Regions from separate parts of the Mus musculus genome. Here regions 1, 3 and 4 are each linked to region 2. The links are chromatin loops, found by intact Hi-C in ENCODE. Cell type or tissue: left cerebral cortex. All regions are shown on one strand.

Evidence for each region. Peaks named below come from ENCODE experiments on the same cell type or tissue, not always from the same donor. Only the 100,000 strongest peaks of a DNase experiment are listed, where the experiment ranks them.
Region 1: a loop joins it to region 2, with 7 times the contacts of the local background. A loop is called at or near these places in 9 of 42 quality-filtered maps.
Region 3: it touches region 2 in a loop (2.3-fold over the local background); 12 of 42 quality-filtered maps call a loop at or near these places.
Region 4: a loop joins it to region 2, with 2.1 times the contacts of the local background. A loop is called at or near these places in 7 of 42 quality-filtered maps.

The regions. Positions count from the first base shown.
Region 1 is chr19:4,167,097-4,172,096 of GRCm38, reverse strand. It overlaps Carns1 (carnosine synthase 1), which reads left to right. Exons shown (of 10, transcript NM_134148.2): 5 at 198-685; 6 at 927-1,101; 7 at 1,186-1,271; 8 at 1,967-2,198; 9 at 2,289-2,569. It overlaps Gm17552 (a long non-coding RNA gene), which reads right to left and starts at 954. Exons shown (of 4, transcript XR_003952883.1): 1 at 870-954; 2 at 356-625. In left cerebral cortex, a CTCF peak has its summit at 2,466 (motif pointing left); a DNase peak (open chromatin) is centred at 2,560; H3K4me3 peaks cover 1,021 bases; H3K27ac peaks cover 1,163 bases.
Region 2 is chr19:4,225,890-4,230,889 of GRCm38, reverse strand. The region is part of intron 1 of Gm45928 (predicted gene, 45928); the gene reads right to left. The region is part of intron 2 of LOC102631992 (a long non-coding RNA gene); the gene reads left to right. Among named protein-coding and RNA genes, the nearest start is that of Pold4, 3.5 kb to the left of the region's middle. In left cerebral cortex, a CTCF peak has its summit at 2,374 (motif pointing right); DNase peaks (open chromatin) are centred at 222 and 2,374; H3K27ac peaks cover 631 bases.
Region 3 is chr19:4,096,381-4,101,380 of GRCm38, reverse strand. Cdk2ap2 (CDK2-associated protein 2) reads right to left here and starts at 4,030. Exons shown (of 4, transcript NM_026373.4): 1 at 3,874-4,030; 2 at 3,464-3,564; 3 at 3,244-3,376; 4 at 2,364-2,883. The coding sequence starts at 3,955. The coding sequence ends at 2,816. Pitpnm1 (phosphatidylinositol transfer protein, membrane-associated 1) reads right to left here and starts at 759. Exons shown (of 23, transcript NM_008851.4): 1 at 119-759. The coding sequence starts at 196. In left cerebral cortex, CTCF peaks have their summits at 2,171 (motif pointing left), 3,851 and 4,052; DNase peaks (open chromatin) are centred at 2,173, 3,764, 4,169, 4,501 and 3 more places; H3K4me3 peaks cover 3,559 bases; H3K27ac peaks cover 3,663 bases.
Region 4 is chr19:4,122,823-4,127,822 of GRCm38, reverse strand. It overlaps Tmem134 (transmembrane protein 134), which reads right to left and starts at 1,863. Exons shown (of 8, transcript NM_001078649.1): 1 at 1,783-1,863; 2 at 1,623-1,781; 3 at 702-766; 4 at 184-273; 5 at 1-63. The coding sequence starts at 1,797. It also overlaps a transcript of Aip not described here. In left cerebral cortex, a CTCF peak has its summit at 2,015 (motif pointing left); DNase peaks (open chromatin) are centred at 929, 1,312, 1,960 and 2,398; H3K4me3 peaks cover 2,040 bases; H3K27ac peaks cover 1,524 bases.

The sequences.
Region 1 (5,000 bases), 59 kb after region 2:
TGCCCTAGCCCAGCCACATCCCAAAATATCCACCAACCTTGGCAACTGCCTGCATTCCAAAGGACTAGCTGCCATGCTGAGTAGGGGGTGGGTTCTGGGAGTCACTGGCCCCCCAGGACACAGAAGCCGGGGCTGGGGGTGGAGGGTGGCACCACTAAGCATTTCCTGGCCAGTCACCTTCCTCCCTTTGCCCACAGGAAACATGCTCCTTTGCCTGTCCCCTGCTTGGCTGATGAAGGTGGCAACTCCAGGCCAAGAGGGTGAGGCAGTCCTGCTGGTCTCTAAGGCTGTGAGCTTCTATCCAGGGGGCCTGACATTCCTGGATGACTTTGTTCCCCCTCGGCATGCTACTTACTTCCTGGCAGGCCTGGGGCCAGAATCTGGCCGTGGCAAGGAGGCAGCAGAGCTGGCTCGGAATCTCACTTGCCCCACAGGAACCTCATCGGAGCTGTCCCAGCTGCTGGAGAACCGGCTGCTGATGAGGTGGTTGCTGTCCCAGCAGAGTGGTGTGGCCGTGCCAGCTACCCTGGCTTTCACTTATAGGCCTCCGGGGCTGCTTCGGGGAGGGGATGCCAGCCCTGGACTCCGGCTGGTGGAACTCAGTGGGAAGGAGGGCCAGGAAACACTGGTGAAAGAGGAAGTAGAGGCCTTTGTGCACTCCGAGGCCTTGGGTGATGCTTCACAGGTAACAACAGGCCCCTCTCTGCACTGAGGTCTGTGTGGGCCCCCACAGGAGGGAACCCAGGTTGTCATTACCAAGTCCTGCTGGGAAATCATCCCAAACTCTTAGCCACTGTCCCATTCCACCATATCAGTGCCCTGTGCCTTCCTCAGTTTAGTTACTGGCACCTGTGGCATGAGCATCCTACCTTTCAGGCACATGAGGTAGTGGTGGTGAGAAAGGTCCTTCCCTTTTTCTGCTGTAGGTGGCTGTGAGGCTCAGTGGCTGTCGCTGGCGTGGACAGCAGGCATTGCCTCTGCACCTGCGGGTAGAGCCATCCACAGTGGTGAACACGGTGCTGGGATTGCTGGAGAAGCTGGAGGAGGAGGAGAGTGTCCTTGTGGAGGCCATGTGCCCACCTGTCCGGCTGCCCTTACCAGGTTCTCGCCTGAGCCAGCCAGAAATTGGGAGCAGAGACTGACCTCTAGACCGCTTCTGGGCTTAGACTTCTCATATTCCTCCAGGCGGTCCTGCACCTGGCCCTGAGCTGGCTGTGCGTATCTGTGCAGTGGTGTGTCGGATTCAGGGTGATAGGCCCCTACTGAGTAAGGTGAGAATGGCTCAGGTCTAGGACACAGTCCTGTCCACCCCAGCTCTGCCTAGCCCCACTGCTCTACTGAGGGTCTGCCTGGTGTAGAGAGGAAATGATTTGGTGTGTGTGGGCTCTGGTTGCTTCCAGGGGGACTCCTAGGGTTGATATGTTTTTTTCTTCCTCTTCAACCTTCCTTAACCCTTGTGTATCAGGAGCCCGAGCTCTTGTGCTTAACCCTTGTTCCTTGTCCTGGGGGCCTGATTCCTTTTCCAGAATGCTTCTCCTTACAGAAGAAACTAACTCAGGATCAGTCCCATAAGAAGGTGCCAAGCTGAGGAACCCAGGAAGGCTTGGGGGACCTCCTGGGTACTCAGCAGAGCTCTAGGGGAGATAATGAGGGTTTTTCAAGAGACATGCTAAGGCTAGGAAAAACCAGTATAGCTATAGTAGGTTGGAGCAAGCATGCCACAACTCTTCGAGCTGGGCCTGGAAGCCAGGGTAACCCCAAGGGATCTGGGCATCAGATGGCCAGTGATGCTGAGAGAGATTTGTAAAGTTTAGGTCTTGATGAAGAAAGGGTTCTTGAAGTGCAGGGAAGGTGGGGCCTGGATCTTGGCGTAGGGAAGATGCACAGGTGTCTAAGGGGTACTTAGAAGGGTGAGCTTTGGAGGGCTTCTCCCAGGCCAGCCCCTTCTGAACTGCACTGTGGTCAGGTGGTGTGTGGCGTGGGCCGTGGGGATCGACCCGTGCGGCACCACTATACCCTGCCAAGGACACTGAGGGTGGCGCTGGCTCAGTGTGGCCTGGAAGAGGAGGCGCAGGTGGCGCTTCTGGAGCAGGGCATCAAAGAAGCAGCCGAAGGCGCGTTGGCCGCTGTGCTGGCCCTGGAGGCTGGACTGAGTGTGGAGCAGCGTGGTGGACGCCAAGTGCACACCGACTTCCTCGGTGAGGACGGACGGGAGGCGCGGCTCGGCCTGGGCGGCTTGGGGACCGGGGTTGTGGGAAGCTCATTCCGCGCATTCTCGCCCGGCCCAGGCGTGGACTTAGTTCTCACGGTGATCGGACGCACGCTGACGCCCGTGGTCCTTAAGCTGAACAGTGGCCTGTGCCTAGAGGCCTGCGGCGCGCTCGAGGGGCTGTGGGCCGTGCCACGCCTAAGACGCTCAGCTGAGGAGGCAGCGGCAGCGCCGCTGGTGGAGACTATGCTGCGGCGCTCAGGGCGCCACCTCATGGACGGCAAGCAGCTGCTGGTGATCGGCGCCGGCGGCGTCAGCAAGAAGTTCGTGTGGGAGGCGGCGCGGGACTACGGACTGACGGTGGGCGGGGCGCGACCCAGATCGTGTTCTGATTGGTGGGAGCGGGCTGCGAATGGGCGGGACCAGTTCTTCAGACCAGAGTGGCCGTGCCCCGGGGGCGGGTCTTCCTGGCGAGGGGCGGGCCCTGGTGCTGTGAGAGGCGCCCCTCAGAAAAAACAAAGGAAAAGAAGAGGTGGGATAAATAGGTTGAGGAAGACGTGGAATAAAGAGGCTGGAATGAGCAGGGGACTGGCGGTATTTTAGATTAACAGAGGAGCTTACTCATTTATTTTTATTTATTTTTTGGGTGGGTGGGGGGTGTTCGAGACAGGGCTTCTCTGTGTAGTGCTGGCTGTCCTTTAACTCGTTTTATTTTATTTTATTTTTTTTAAAGATTTATTTATTTATTATATGTAAGTACACTGTAGCTGACTTCAGACACACCAGAAGAGGGTGTCAGATCTTGTAACGGATGGTTGTGAGCCATTATGTGGTTGCTGGGACTTGAACACTGGACCTTTGGAAGAGCAGTCGGGTACTCTTACCCACTGAGCCATCTCACCAGCCCCTTAACTCGTTTTATAGACCAGGCTGGCCTCGAACTCAGAAATCCACTTGCCTCTGCCTCCCGAGTGCTGGGATTAAAGGCATGTGCCACCACTACCCGGCTTATTTTATTTATTTTTGAGAAAGAGTCTCACTACTTAGTCCTGATTGGAATTTGCAATGTAAATCAGGCTACCCTCAAACTCCCAGAGTCTTCCTGCCTCTTCCATGCTAATCTAGAATTAAAGTGTGTACCACCACGCTCAGATTTTTTTTCTTGCTGTTTTAGTGATTGAATTGGGGCCTTGCATATACTATGGGAACAAGGTCTCTATGCCTGAATTAGAGCCCAGGATTTCATTATTTTTATTTATTTATTTATTTTTAATTGTATGTGTTTTTTGCCTGCAAGTATGTCTGTGCACCATGCACGTGCTTGGTGCCCACAGAGGCCAGAAGAGGGCATCGATGCCCATGGACCAGAATTATAGACTGTTGTGAGTTGTCATTTTGGTGCTGAGAATCAAACCTGGTCCTGAGGGAGAGCAGCCAGGGCTCTTCACTGCTGAGCCATCTCTCCAACCCCTATTTATTTCACTTTTTACCTGTTATGTGTTTGGGTCTGAAGTATGTATATGTACAAGTGTGTGCAGGTGTCAGTGGAGTCCAGAAGAGGATGTCATCAGATCCAGAGTCACCTGACCTGGGTGCAAAGCACTCTGGTCCTCTGCAAGAGCAGCAAGTGCTCTTAATGCCTCAGCCATCTCTCCAGTCCTCAGTGTTTTGGGATCTTTGAAATATGTTCTCATATAACCTATGATGGCTTCAAACTCCGCCTAACTCCACCTCCAGATTCTGAGATTTTAGGAGTGGCTTTGTTGTTGTTGTTTCGAGACAGGGTTTCTCTGTGTAGCCCTGATTGTCCTGGAGCTCACTTTGTAGACCAGGCTGGCCTGGAACTCAGTAGGAATGTTATTTTATATTTATATTTTTGTTTAATTTAGTAGTTATTTATTTATGCCAGACATGGTCTTCCTCTGTGGCTCGGGCTGACCTGAAACTGAGCAGGCAAGTCAGGCTGGCCCTGAGCTCTCTGAGCTCCTTCTTCCTCTGCCTCCCAAGTGTGGGATCACTCTCCTGAGTGCCCCCTCCACATTTTTTCCCCAGACACATTTTTCACTATGCAGCCCAGACTTGACCTTCATAACACAATCCTTCTACCTCAGCCTCCCAGATGATGGCATTACAAGTTTGTACCGCCAAACCTTGTAACTACTAGGTCTTGAAGATCTGGTTAAGGAAGAAGTTTAGCTCTGTCTTGGGGGAAACTTTGAAGCTGAATTCCTGCAGCTTGGCACATAGGCTCCTCCAGGAACACAATAAAGTGCTCTATGAACACTTTATTGATGTCAAGATATGTTTATAAGTTTATTGAGTTTTTTTCGGTTTTTGTTTTTTTCAAGATAGGATTTCTCTGTGTAGCCCTGGCTGTTCTGGAACTCACTCTGTAGACCAGGCTGGCCTTAAACTCAGAAATCCACCTGCCTCTGCCTCCCAAGTGCTAGGATTAAAGGCGTGTGCCACCACTGCCCAGCAAGTTTATTGTTTGAAAAAGGCAGGGACTCACATTGTAGGATCGGGAGTTAGCCAGGCAGCAGACATCATTCCTGTTGAAAGAGATAAGAAAGCTGAGTCTCAGGCTGGCTCCAGTCCACCACAGTGGCCTCTTTGCCCGCGTTCCACCATGCACAGTCCCTGGGGAATTCTCAACAGCCCTGGCATCCCAATTCCTACCTGATAGTGTGCGTGCCAGTTGCAGGACTGACAGATTCCTGGTTACCTTACACACAGCCACTTCTGCTCCCTCATCAGTGGCTGCTTGTGCCTTGAGTAGCAGCTGCCTTGT
Region 2 (5,000 bases):
CTTAGTAACAGCTACTGTGTAACTAACTAGCTTCCCGTGTGCGGCAGAAGCTCCCAGGCTTGCGCGGTAGAGAGAGGGACATACACAGTCGTTAGTCCTGGACAGGAGAGCAGGAGCACGAATGCCTTAGAGCTGGAGGAGAATGGTAGGCATTGGGAGAAGACCTCAGGAGGTAATTGCTGTAAACAGCGTCTCTCAATTCTCTACCCATGACCTTTGTTTTGGGGCTCCTGTCATCACTGACTCACCCCTACTACCACCTCCCCCTCACCAACTTCCTGGCAGCGGGTGAAAATGCTGGCCCGTGGGAGTCTGGGAACCAGCACTTGGACTGACCCAGCACTAATCACCCTCTGGAGAGCCCATCCGGTTCTTCCTTCCAGGGGTGCAAGGATGGCTGGTTGGAGGCCTTTGCCCTCCTTTTTGGAAGCTCTGTGATCTGGCTTAGGAAGCACTCGGCTGGCCTCCCGTGTGTGTGGAGGCAGAGAAGAGGACCCCTCCAAAGAGAAACCCACCAGTGGTGGGCAGAAGGTTGTGTCTCCAGGGACCTCCTCTTGCTAGCCTTCCCCCATTAGCTTCTTGAAGAAGAAGGAGCTGCAGGCACACTGCAAAGACCTGGAAGGCCTTTCTGGGACCCATTGTTTGGGGTGGCTCAGGTCTGATCCCTCCATCTGTCTCCTGGACATCTGGGAGAAGAGACCCTACAGAGTTGGGAAGGGGGACAGGGAGAATTCTCTACTAGGCAGGGAAAGGCACAGGCATTAGGTCTAGTGAGGCTCTATAGTGGGTAGCTCCTAGGCTCCGTGGGACTGACCACCACTCCTCCCTAAGAAGGCCTCAGATATTCTGGGGCTGTTCCCAAAGGTATGTGGCACCCACTTCCTGAGTCCACAAAGCCCTGAGGGAGCAGGGAAGCCTGGGTGGGGCAGACCCCTCCTCATTCCTGGTCCCTCCCACCCCTGAAAGCTGATAGCCGTGGGGCCTGCCACCGCCCAGGGAGCGTGAAATGGGGTGTGCCGCTGGGCGGCCACAGCAGCTCCCTCCACTGCCTGCGCCTAGTCGCTTGTCTCCTTTGGCAGCTCCTGACACCCTGACCTGCTCTGTGGATCTTGGCTGAGCCATCCCTACCTGCCCTCCCTTCAGCCCCCACCCCAGATCTGCCTGGCTCAGGTCCAGGTAGCTTCTCCAACACTGACTGGAAAGATACCTCCCAGGGGCTTTAGGTTCCCTCAGCCCCTAAGGGATCTGGAGTGCTCTGCTTCAGTGCAGGGACCCTAGCACTAGCCTTCTGGTGGGGGAGGTGTGTGGGGGTGGAGCTCTCCCTAGGAAGCATGCTGTCCTCTCCAGGTGAGCAATAAGATGGATCATCCTGGCTGCTCAGTATCCGACGTGTCTCTAAGGTGGTTAGGGCACTGACTTGGTCTCCTATCTTTGGGTGTTTTCCTACTTTCTTCTCTAACCTCATCATTTTCCTTCCTGCCTAGAACACTTTGCTTGATGCAGAGTTCTCAGAGTGGAGACCAAACTGGTGGTCTAAGTTAGTGGCTCAATTCTGTCTTGTATACGAAGTGTCTTTGGTCAGCACTGATTCCAGAAGCTGGTGATAGAAGTGGATGGAGTTAACTTATACTTTGCAAATACCCTAAGCCTTATTAGGTTCAAGGTCAAAGTCCTGTGAAGACCAGGAGAACAAACAACCTGAACAGAAACCTAGACCTGGGACTCCCTGGGGCTGAGACTCACTGCGCGCGGCTCCTGTGGGAGCAGGTTCATCTTAGCTTTACTCAGTGTGACAGTTCTGGGTGGGGTCAGCACTCTTCACAAATATACATCCTGAAAGTCCCTCGCCTTCAGTTTGAGATGGGTCATATGGACAGAGCCAGTTAGAGCTGAAAAGATGGGGCAGGTAAAAGTGAGGGAGGGCAGCAGCTGCATGAGTTCAATGGGATGTGAGGTCTCTCCCATTTCTTTCTCTCTCCTTAGCAACTCCCCCACTCAGGCCCTGCTACTCATTCTGAGCTGAAATTCAGTCCAGTTTAGGGGATTTTGTGCACCCAGGTGGACACCCCAAAACATCTTGCCCATCCAGCCTTCATCTTTTCCCCAGCCTTCATTTTTGCCATATTCCTTCAGGGTCTCCTCCTAGCCCCTCTCTTCCCTCTCAGACCCAGCACCTTAGCCTAGTAGGTTCTGAGTTTCCTGGATTTAAAGGGTGAAAAAATAGGAAGGTTTCTCTGGGTCCCTAGTGTCTATTCTGCCTTGCCTAGGAACTTTCCCCACCAGCTCCGCTAGTCAGCTCCCCTTTCACTGGGACCAACAGTTCAGAAGTTCTGGAGATTTGCAAAGTGCCCTGCTGGTCATTCCTCACTCTGGCCACCAGGTGTCAGACTTTATCCAGCAGGAAAGAGGTCCTAGTTAGTCCATAGAGCCATATCCTGGAGGCAAGTTGGGGAGGTACCTCCAAGTTCTCTCTGAACTGGCCAGGCTAGGGACCCTGAAGGGTCAGATCCACAGCTCTGTCACAGTCACCTCCTCTGTGTCATTGGTACTAGTCTGCTGGCAAGTGTTTTTCCCTCTAGGAAATTTGGGTACCAGCCTGAGTCAGGGAGCTCAGGAATGGAGAGGACAAAGGCAGGGACAATTAAGGCTCCCTAGAAGGGAGGACTCAGAGGGACTGCCATCAGACTGTGCCGTCTCCCCTGAATCGCTAGCCTGTGTGCTCTAGGCTAAGGGAAGCAAAGACCCGCCCTGTGCCTCCCCATTTTGCCGGCTGTGGCCGTGGTGACTGGTGAATGTGCTTGTGTAAGATGAGTGTTTGAGTGAGTTCCCTTGCTGCTGAGAGGGTCCCTGAGTCCCCGCTGCTTCCTCATTCTCTGGTGAGGTATGGTGATTTGCCTCGATTTAGAGCCTCCTCAGAACTGGATCTCACCTCCAGGGAGCTGCCTTCTCTCCTAGGTGCAGGTTTCTAATACACTGAGCTCTCTGGGGAGGACAAGGGGGAAGTCAGCCCCTCTCATCTCTATTCTCTCTCCTTTCTCCCTAAGGACACAGGACTTCTGGAGACCTAGGCAAGTGGCTGAGGCTGAGTGACGAGAGGGCATTCTCCAATACTGAGGATCAGCAAGACAAGCAAAGTCAAGAGGTGGGGGACCCTAGGTCATAGAAAGCGATTGTTGAGCAGTTGGGAGCCATTGTGCCACACACTACAAGCAGAGTAGACACTAGGAGGAACAATGGCAGGAAATGGATTGAAGAGCTGCTTCATGTGTGGAGCACCGAATTCACAGAAAGTGAGGGCGGGGCCTTACAGGGCAGCCACAGGTGAGAACGGGCTCAGAGAGCACTTCAGGGCTCTAGCCTTTTTCTTTTTCATTTCTGATTTGTGTTTTTGAGACAGTCTCTTGACTATCTCAAGACTTAGAACTTACTATGTAAACCAAGGCTGGCCTTGAACTCCTGATCTTCTTGCCTTCATCTCCCAAGTATTGGGCTTACAGAAGTGCAGCACCGCTTGGGTTTTTGACATACCCACTAGTTATTCCCCACCACGGTGACTGGAGTGTCAGCACTTTGTCCTACAGCGCATCTGGTGGGAATGTCTGTGTGTCCTACAGAGCATCTGGTGGGAATGTCTGTCCTGGGTTGCTAAGAAATGCCACCAATGGGATCCATACGGAAGATGTGTCAGCAACCACCTGGCCTTCCCTGTGTCTGCCCAGCCAGCTTTTGGATTCTCTCTTTATCTCTTCAGTACCCCAAACCCTCCACTCTTCGGCTTCCACCTCCACACTTGGCAATAACACGCTTAGATCCCTTCTGTTTAAAACAGACAAATGCTAAGCCTCCCTTGACCCCGCCTTTGCCACAGCACACAGGACACATCTTCACTTCTCGCCTCACACCGTGTCTTTCTTGGACTCACCATGTGGTGTCTGCCTCTCACCTGCTATGTCACAGGCTCCTGTGGGGTGTGCATGGTGACGTACACATAATACCGGCACATAGGACACTGAAGCAGGAGGATCACTGTGGGTTTTAAGTGAGCCTGGTCTACATAGCTCCCTATACCCAAACACAAAGCAGTTGCCTGTGGTTCCTAACTGCCCAAGCTTGTGTGTTTCCTGTTTTCTCCTCTCAGTTCTCCAGAGCTTGAGATTCCGGGTCAGCTGCTCTCAGCTTCTAAACCTCTCAAAACTCTCCTTTTGGACAGTCTTTTTTTTTAATATTTATTTCTTTATTATATGTAAGTACACTGTAGCTGTCTTCAGACACTCCAGAAGACGGCATCAGATTTCGTTACGGATGGTTGTGAGCCACCATGTGGTTGCTGGGATTTGAACTCAGAACCTTTGGAAGAGCAGTTGACGCTCTTAACCGCTGAGTCATCTCACCAGCCCCCTTGGACAGTCTTTGCATCACTTTAAATCAAACTACCAAGGATTTCACTGTGTCAGGCATTATGCTAAAACATTATCTGGATGTGTGGCTGAGCAATCCTGGAGCCTGCCCCCCAAATACCGTCTGACTGAAAAGGAGATTCACCTGTGCCCTGACCCATCTCTGCCTATCTAAAACCTTCCTGTCCTCTGAGAACAGTACTGAATCTCACCCTGTGCCTTTATGCAAAAGATGTGCTGAGCACTTGCCATGAGCAGATACTCACACACATCAATAGGGAGACACACTGCTTCCTCCCTACTGCCTTCTGTCTTACACTTTCATTTGATGGGTCTGCCTGCTTGACTCCCTACCTTTCCTAATATTTATTGGTTCTCTCCTCCTACCATGTAAGTAACTCATATTTGGTTTGGCAGCAACCACCTGTACCCACTGAGCCATCTCACTGGCCCATTGCCTAGGTCTTTGTACATTTAAGTAAGTCTGCCGCATCATATCCTAACGTTCATGAGTGGTCATCCTTCTCCCTTTCCTAGATTGTTTTGTCCCACACTTACAGAATACATCAGTGAAACACCTTCAGGTTGGACCCTGGGCTGGTG
Region 3 (5,000 bases), 130 kb after region 2:
CCACTAACGGAACTGGTTGTGGGGGAATCCAGCGGGACTATCCCCCTGAGGCCTGTGAATTTCTTCTTCACTCTACCATGAAGCATGGCTCCTTTACAGACCTCCCCGCCATTCTCACCTGGATCATGTAGAGCTGGGCCACTTGATACTCGTCCAGGCTCATGGGCAGCAGGATGTGGTACTCCTTGATAAGCATCCTGAAGACGCTCCGCTGACCGCGTGCGGCCTCTGCTCCTCCTAGCGCAGGGTACCGCGCGGCAGTCAGTGCAGGACGGTGGTGCGCGGTACTGAGCCCTGCACGCCTGCGGAGGGGCTCGGGCCGCGGAACCCCATGGCCGGGCCCGCCGCGGGGGAGGCAGAGGCGAACCCAGTGTTGCCTCCCGCACCGCGGAGCCCAGAGCAGTAGAAAGGCTCAGAGCTGACCTCTTTTCCACGCAGCCCCCGCCCCCCGCCTGCCTGTCGTCATGGCAACCGCGCGCTGACGCGGGCCCCCCAGAGCGGCGGACGCGAGCCGACACGCCGCAAGGCCATCCTCGCGTCTGCACCGAGGTCGCATCCCGAAACAGCATCCCTCCGGGCCGCGCCTGGCTTCCAAGACCAGAACCTTAGGGACCCGCCCCCTTCACCATTTCATCCCCTGAAGTCGGTGGGGTTCTGTGTACTCCACTCCTAGACGTTCACCTAGACCCTTGTCCGCCAAGATATCTTTCAGGAAGCGACCCCCAATGGGCCTCTGCAACTCTGCTAATACTAACTTACCTTACGGTGCCAGAAGAAAAAAACAAAACAAAACCTCCGTCCGTCCCCCCCTCCCAAAACCTGCTTTTACCACCCTAGAAGGTACCCGGTTCCTGAACTGTATGTACCCTTGGTTTTCGCTGAGTTTCCATTCGTCCTTACAGCCACCCCATCATCTTCCCACGAGGTTGCCCATTCCAGGCTGGTGTAGGAGCGGTCCACTGGTATCCCTCTGGCCTCCGCCCTGGGAGGCCCACTCTGCCCACCTGCGTCCCGGCATGGCGCCACAGTTCCGCTGCAGACACCCCTCCACCCCCACCTTGCACCCAGCGGGCAGGCGAGAGGCCCTCTGTCCTCACTTCCCTCAGCTCCTTGTCCCTGTCGCCAGACGTGCTCTTGACCCGCCCGCTCACCGACGTCCCCGCTCACCTCTAGCTTCTGGTGGGCGCCCCTCACCCAACCGGGGCAGGGGTGGTCGACCCCAAGGTGGGAGTCCGTTGTGCCCCCAGTCCCGGCCTCGGTTTCCAGATGGAGCCCGACCCTCTGGAGGCGCGGAGCCGGCCCATAGCCCCGACCTTTTTCCCGGTCTGCCCGCCGGCGCCCCTGCTGTCCCTCCCCGCCGCGTCACTGCAGCTGCCCCGCCCCTTTCCTGGGCCCGGCTGGTCCTCCCCACCCCGGCAGGGTCGGGGCAGCCCCGCCCGCGGCGCAGCAAGGCTGGCCCCTGCTTTCCTTCTCCAAGACAGACGGGGAAGAGGCCGGGCCCCAAATTCCAGTTCTTTATTTCTGTGCTGTCTGGACACCCCAAGAATTCTTGGTTTCATTTCCCACCCAGGCCCAGTCAGGGCAGCCCTCCTGTGTGCTTTGAAGAGGTGGGATTTGACCTAGGGGGAGCCCAGGTTAGAGGAAATGTTGTACCCCAAAGTTAGCCAGAATTTGGAAGTTCTCAATTGCCTCTGCCTAGGTTGGCATTTCACGGTTACTTAGCTACATGCCCAGGTAGAGGCCATCCCCTTAATGAAGCCCAAGTCCTTCCCTACTATGTTTGCTAGGTTCTCAAATTTGGACACCCATCTAACTGCTCCGACTCTGTACAAAGGCCGAGACACCCGGGGCTGGCTCATGGAGCCACACCCAGCCTTGTGGAAGTTGTCAGGACAGTGGATAGCAGCATCAAGCCAAGGTGCTGGGGGTGGGGGGGAAGGAGCCTCTAACTGCCTCCCTTAGGAGTCAGGGACCCGGTGTATTTAGAGCCTTCCAAGGATGGTTTTAAAGCGGAGCTGGTGTAGGGGCATTAGGACGTTCACGGGAGAGGCTTAAGTGAACTGGTATTTCCACCCTGCCAGGCATGCCTGCCAATCTACAGGAAGGGCCCTTTAGGCTCCGGCTGTCCAATAGTGCCTCCAGCTGTGAAGGCAGCCAAGCCCTACGCTGCCCCCTGGTGGCACCTCCTTATGCAGACATCATTGGTGTTCTGTCTGGCCTTCAGCTGCAAGGCGCAGAGCTGGAGGTAGCAATGGACAAGATGGGAAGGCAAAGCTCGGTTCAAGCGCCCTTCCCAGTTCCTGCTCTGCCCTTCCCCTCTGCCCACTCAGGCTTCCCCAGAGGAACCACACACAGAAAGGCTGAGAGAATGACTCCAAAGCATCTTTTATTTATACAAAAAGGACATATTTAGTAAAAGACACACCAAAAAAAGAGTCGGCTGTGGCCCCAGAGATGAGGCAGGAAGGTCTTCTGCACTCCTGTTGAAGAGGCAGGAGGTGGCCTGGGCTAAGAGTTAAGGAGTAAGTGCTGTGTGGTGGGGCCACAGAGAGGAGCAAGCTCCCGTCAGATCAGCACTGTGAGCAGGTCATGGAAGGGACTCCCAGTGGCCTCCCAGCACTCCCACAGAGGGAGGAGACCAGTTTGTACAGCCAACTGGACGAAGATCTGCTACCTGGTTCCTGGAGGGTGCCCACTAAGGGACACAGGACAGGAAGCCCAGGATAGGAAGCAACTTGGGGCGCGAAGGCCAGGGAGAAGCAGGCGCTCTGCAGTGGCCAGAAAGGTCCCGGCGAGGAGGTCAAGGTGCTTCCTGTTACGTGCGGGCATTGCGTTCTGTCTCTGCCAAGCACTCTCTGACTAGTGCCCGAGCGTGGATGATGCCTGGGGTGCGGTGAGGATGGGGAAGTAATAAACAGGGCCCCAGAAACAGTCCACAGCCACCCTTCAGAGCAGACACTCCCCCACCGCTCCATGGTTCAGCAAGAGCACCTCTAATCTAATGAGGATGGATGGGATTAAGGGTTGGCTAATCCGAGTTCCCAGGCACCTTCTTGGAAACAGACTCATTTGAAAATGGAAAAGTTCATTTAAAACCCCTCCTTAGGTACACGTTCTGTTCCAATCGAGGCTGGCCCAAATGTCCTGTCCTGACTCTAGATATCCTCCATCCTTACTGAACTGTCTTAAAGTTCAGTGTCTGTGTCCTGGGCAGAGCAAGGGCAGGCCTGTGGCTTCACTTACCTCTCTTCAGGCGCTCCATGGCACTCTTGCTACCAGCATAGGTGGGCCGGATCTCTTTGCCCATCTCCTCTATGACAGACAGCAGGTCCGTGTAGGTGCTCTGAGAGCCCTGGGAACCAGGTGGCTTCATCGCCTGTGTCAAAAGAAAATACAGACGTGATCTCAGACCCCGAGGGGATCTCCTGTCCTCAGCCATAAGCAAGCTCTTGGCCACACTCACCTGTACATACCCCATGGAGGGCGGACCAAAGTCGTTAAACAGCGGTCTGAAAGGTGCGGCAGCTCCTGGCACTGAGCCCGATGGCGATGGGACACTCCCGGCTGCAACGACACCAGCAAGAGGTCAGAGTGTGACAAGGGCCTCGTCACAGATTTCCAAGCCCAGGACTGTTCCCTTGACTAACCTCCAACGGCATGCTTCTTCATTCCACTCTGAACAACTTCGGAGACACACTCCTCCCCCCTGCGCTCCACCTACAAGCTCTACGTGACCACGCCCACTTCTCAGGCCAGCAAACTGAGGCTGAGCCAGGCTCGTCTAGCAGGCCCCGGATTGCAAAACTCGAGCGGTTTCTCTCCAAGACCTCGACTGCCCGGACAAGGCGAACAAGGATGGAGTTGGAGCCTCACCTGTAGGGACCGGGGTGCCTGGCCCGGGGGTGCTGGAGCCCGGGGTACTGCTGGGGGCGGGCGCGATAGGTTTGTAGGACATCCCAACTCCTCAGTGCGGCGGCCGCCAGCCGGCCGCTCCTCTGGGGTTGGCTGTCCGGCAGCTCAGCCGCACTCTGATTGGCAAGCGAGCTGCACGCCCCTGGTAAATAGAGCTCCGGCCGGAAGGGTGGGCGGGCACGATCGGTCCTCACTCTCGATTGGCGCGCTCAGCTGTCACTCGAGCCTCCTCATTGGCTGAATCTTGCCCCCGCAGGGCGCAACCGCTGCCGATTGGCCTCCACCTTCCGGACCTCGCACCTGTCTGCCCCGGATTGGGCGGTGACAGTCGTCCTCCTCAATTGGCGAGTTCGGGGCCCGGGGCCGGCGCGCTTTCAATCCGATTAGTCCCGAGGTCCAAGAGGCGGGGCCTCGGCAGCGGGCCAGTCTGGTCCCCGCGGTTTGCTCCGGTGGTGTGTGGCGGGCCGCCGAACACACTTCGTCCTCACCGCTTCGCGACTTCCCTCCGCTCAGAACTCCCAAGGCCACGGCTCCCACAGTGTGAGCACTCCGCCCTACCCCGAGCGTTTTACGTCACCTTTCACTGGTTCCGTGTCCCCCCCCCTTCGGCTGTGCGCATGTGCGCGCCTCAGGCCTGTATTTGTTCCCATGGCAACGGTTCCCTCACCAAAGTCATTACCAAGCTCCTTCTCTGGATTGGTTTGAATCTTCGGTCTAGGCAGGTGGGTCCAAGGCAGCCAACGACGCTGCTCGACACTGAACCCTAAGTCCCCTACTCTCTCCACAGACAATGATAGAGCATCATAGATCAAGAATTGCGTTAGGTCAAGTCAGGACCCTGGTCAAGACCCTTGGCTGGAATCTCAACACCTCATTAATGGTTTCCTCCTGGACTCTTTTTGGCGGGTGGGATGAGATTGAGACAAGGTCTCAAGTAGCCCAGTCAGAACTCGAACTCTCCGGGTAGGGGAGGGTGACCTTGAATTCCTGATGCTCTTGTCTCGGAAATGCTAAAGGATTACAGTCACACGCCAGTTTCTTGCCCTAATAGGTTTCCGTTTTCTCATGAAACATGAAGACAGTAATAC
Region 4 (5,000 bases), 100 kb after region 2:
AGAAGCAGGAAGGAGGCCAGCACTACCCGGCGGTTTTTCTGGATCAAAGGATGTTGGGTCCAGCTGGGTGGCAGGAGAGCAAGACGGAGGTCAAGGAGGTGAAGCAGGCAGGGAGCTGGGGCTGGCTGGCAGGCAGAAGCAGAAGGTACTTGGAAGCTGAACCCCAAGTGAGGAGGCTCTCACCTGCAGCAGGCGTTGTAGGAGCGCTGTGTGCTGCTGCTGATGGTGCTGAAGGACCACTGCGAGCTGCGGACAGACATGTGCCCAGAATCCCTGAAGGACAGAAGGATGGTGAGGGGGCAGGGAAGATAAAGAGAGGGACAGAAGCTGAGAGATAAACTCAAGGTGTATCTAGGGACTGAGGTTAACCCCTGCAGGATAGAGGGTCCAGAAGGAGGTCAAGGGTAGGGGGTGAAAAGGAATTACAGAATAGAGTGTGTGTTAAGAGGAATGAAAGAGGGTGGGGACTGGATTAAACTGAGGATTCCTAGAAGACAGAAAGCCTGGCATTGATAAGGTGGAGGACCGGGGCACTGGGGTAAGGTGACCCAGCTGGACAGCAGATCCCATGAGAGAAGCAGGGCTAGGAATCCCTGTAAGACAGGTAAGTGCATCTGGTTGGGACTGGGCAGGTCCTTGCAGACAGGAGCCTGAGACACGGGGCCTGGGATAAGAAGGGTGGGTCCCCACCTGGCCCTGACCTGGTGCTGACTCCCCCATCCGGCTCCGGAGAGGCCTGGGCTCCGTCCTCATCATTTTCCAGGTTCTGTTACAGGACATAAGGTTCAGATAAGCTTCAGGAATGGGCCTTTCCACTGCCCTCTGGGGGGAGGAGAAAGGCAGCCTGACAGCTTCTGCCTGGCACATCTGGCAGCTGCTCTCCTGCCTCTCCCTGCCCTCCCAGCGGAACCGGTTTGATGATTCAGAAACCAAAACCTGGGTAGGAAGTAGGTGGCTGTTGGGGGCTTCAGCACAGAATCCAGCAGGGGTGGGCTGCCAGCATGGATCCCAGGAGCAGGTGACCACTCAAATGAGGCTCTCAGGATTTTTCAGGGACCCAACATAGAGACTTTGGATTTGGTATAGCATAGCACAGGCCTCTGGGTCTTACGTCCTAAAGAACGATAGGGTTGGGGGAAGCTACCTGAGACAATGATTTATGGTGTGGTTTAGTATGAAGAGATGGGCAAACACATCATGTGTGGGGACCTCCACTTTTAGGGTGATTCTCAAAGCAGAGGGGATGCGGAGGCTCCATAGGTCACGTGATCTGGGGCTCAAGGGATGCTGTAAATATCGACAAGGTCTGGTTCAGATTGGAAGTACTCCCCAAACTCCTCGGAGTGATATTGGGGTGTCAGTCTTCAAGACAGGTGGGTTCTACACTGTTGCTAAGGCCTGGGTTCCTAGTCCGAGTTTCCGGCTCTCCACAGCTGCACTGGAACCGAACTCAGAGCTCAGAGGGCAAGGACATAAATCTGGATGAGCAGACACGTCTAGGGGACAATTTTCCGCTCCGCTGGGGTCTCTAGGCAGAGGCTCCGGAGTTAGAATTCTCCGGGGCCCGGCCTGGGGTTCCGCCCTATCCTGGACAAGAGGGTGAGACGAGCAGGGCCGTTCACCTGGTAGCGTAGCCGGGACTGCTTGTCTTCATCAGCCACCTCGAACCGAGCCCGGCGTTCGAAGTGCAGCGGCCCGAAGCGGGCGACCCCGCTGGACTCGGGCTCAGGCCCCGCGTCCTCCAGGGTCAGCTCGAAGGCATCATCGATGCTAAACTGGGGGCCGGGCGGCGCTCATGGCCCCCGCCGGCCTAGGCGCCCAGCGCCGCCGCCATTTGAGCCCGCCACGGCCCCGCCCACCAAACAGGGCCCGCCCTCACAGGGCCCGCCCCGTCTCCCTGGGAGCGAAGATCTGCCCTCTACAACCGCCCCGCCCTTGCCCGCTCCTCCTCTGCAGGCCTGAGCAGCAGAATGCAGAGTTGCTTCGGGATCGCGTCAGAGTCTCGCGGGTAGCGGGACTCGCGGCGCCCCCCAGAGGTTCCCTTGGTGAGCGACAGCCCCGGCTGTGACCAGGACCGATCTAAGCTTGTGCTTGTAAGGGAGGGGGGAGGGGAGGAGGGGGGACGGAGGGACGGGGTGTGTGTGGTGTGTGTGTGTGTGTGTGTGACGGGGTGTGTGTGGTGTGTGTGTGTGTGTGTGTGTGTGTGTGTGTGTGACGGGGTGTGTGTGGTGTGTGTGTGTGTGTGTGTGTGTGGTTGCTTTCTCTGCCCAGGGGTGTGAGGTGTGTGTGTGGTTGCGTGGTGTGTGTGTGTGTGTGTGTGTGTGTGTGTGTGGTTGCTTTCTCTGCCCAGGGGTGTGAGGTGTGTGTGTGGTTGCTTTCTCTGCCCAGCAGCTCAAACCTCATGAGGTAGCCTGGATTCCAGTCCGCACTCCAGTGCCATAGAAACTCTTGGACCTGTTCCTCCATCCTACTCACCACAGCTTCCAATGGAGGGGTGTCCTTGTCATTTTTCAGATGTGGACACTGAGGCTCAGAGCTTATATTGTTTTCTCCAATTCAGAATACATGGGGCAGCTAAAGTGATTAAAAAACAATCTTTCTAGCACTGAGTCTGCATTCCCTTCTATCTTTTTTTCTTTTTTTTTTTTGGTTTTCTTGGAAGAGGAGCTCCCTATTTAGCTCACTCTGGCCTTGAATTCCTGATCTTTTTGCCTTAGCTTTTATAGTACTGCTTTCTCTTCAGTGCTCAGGAGTGTTTGGAACTGAATAGATGTATAAATAATAGTAAATATCGGTGGCAGTTTGTCAAAGTGCTACGTCTGAAATTTGAACCCATATCTTTCTAGCTTACAAAGTGTTTGCCCTCCTCCACGTCCAACCGCCCTCACATTTTATGATCTCCCATAAAGAACTGAGTCAACCCAACTTCTCATTTTATGGTTAAAGAGGCTCCTCTCTAGTTGTGGTCATTCATTCCCCCCCCCCCATTCCCTCCATCCCCATCTTCCTCCCCTCCCCTTCTTCTCCCAAGACCTGGCCTCACTGAGTTTCAACCCAGCCTGGCTCTTACGTGGCATTGTCTTCTGTATGGATGTGTTTGCAGTGTACAAACATGGGCTCCTGTATCAAGTGCATTCTGTTGTTTACATTTTTCCATTTTTCCACTCAGTGCTAATGGTTTCCACATGCATCTTGTTTGCTGTTTCTATGAGCTGTAGGCGTGGTACCATTTGGGCTTCCAACACTCAGCTCCGCAGCAGTCAGGCTGAGGTTGGCCTCATGCACACATCACTGTTGTCTCCTGTGAATGGTGGGAGGCCTCCTTTTCCAGCAGGTGGATGTCCAGGTTGTAGGGAGTGTACCTTGGCGATTTCCTGAATTGTGGTGAGGTGACACCTACCCTGAGGCTTCTGGCTTTCTCTCAGACCCGGTGGTTCTGATGGACACAAGCAGATGCTTCTCTCTGTCCTTGTCTCCTTTGCTGGCTGGTGAGGTCTTTCTGACACTGACATCTTCCTTTGTGGCTCTTACCAGGATGGAAATCACTATATGGACAAGCTAGAGGTCTCCTGCCTTGGCCTAATAATGGGATTACAGGCTTACCACTATACATGGTTTCTTTCTTCCTTCTTGCTTCCCCTTTTTCTTCCTTCCTTTCTTCCTCTGTCACACCCTTCCCTCCTTTTCCTTTTTTCTCCTCCCTCCTGCCTTTCCATATGTATTTAATTATTTTCTTTTTGTGTGTGCACAGGAGTCTGTGTGAGCATGCAGATGCATGGCGCATCTGTAGGTCAGAGAACTTTTTTTGGGGGGGGGGGTTGAGACAGGGTTTCTCTGTGTAGCCCTGGCTGTCCAGGAACTCACTCTGTAGACCAGGCTGGCCTTGAACTCAAAAATCCACCTGCTTCTGCCTCCCGAGTGCTGGGATTAAAGGCATGCGCCACCACGCCCGGCTCAGGTCAGAGAACTTAATGGGAGTAGGCACTTTTTGTCCACCATGTGGACTCAGGCGTCTAACTCAGATGGTCTGTTTGAGGCAAATGCCTTTATCAAGCCCTCCCTTTTCTGTTCCCTCTGCCCTTCTCTTTAATATTTATGTGTATGAGTGTTTTGCCTGCATGCATGCCAGTGCCTGGGTCCTGTAGAGGTCAGAAGATCCCCTGGAACTGGAGTTACAGATAATTGTGAGTGGCCAAGTGGGGGCTGGGGACCAAACCCCAGTTGTCTGGAACAGCAACACTCTATACCATGGAGCCATCCTTCAACCCTGTCTCAAGGACTTTCCCCATTGAGTTGTCTCATTGAGGAATAAGTCGATCTCAAGTATTCCAGTCTTACATTGTTGGGAGAAATCCTACTTGCTCTTTAGTCTGTCTTTCTCATCTTGCATTTTTTTTTTTTTTGCCTGTATGAAACAAAATTTGTTCTTGAAGTAGAATACAGATAACATTACCTGGCCTTCCTCACAGTTTCAAACTGCACAGTTCAGTTATGAATTCATAGTATTGTGTGGCCAGTCAGTCTGTAGAGCTTTGTAATGTTGTAAAATAGAAACTCAGTCCTTCCTTAAAAAACAACTTCCCCATTCCCACTGCACCGTTCTACTTTCTGTCTCTGAGCTGTCTATGTAGACACTTCAGTAAGTGTGATCATACAGTATTATTTTTCAATGTGCATGTTTGCCTGCATGTATGTTTGTGCATTACAGATATGCCTGGTGCCCACAGAGGCCACAAGAACACGTATTGTCTTCTGGAACTGGACTCACAGAAGGTTATGAATTGCTATGTGGGTGTGGAGAATGGAACTTACATTCTCTAAAGAAGTACAGTGCTCTTAACTGCTGAGTCATCACTCCAGGCCATACGCTATTTTTTTCGTGACTGATATTTCACTGAGAATACTGATAGGATTATGTAGTGTATTAAATTAGCTTAATTTGTGTGTGTGTGTATGCTAGAGAAAGAACCCAGGACCTCTCAAATGCTAGGCAAATGTTC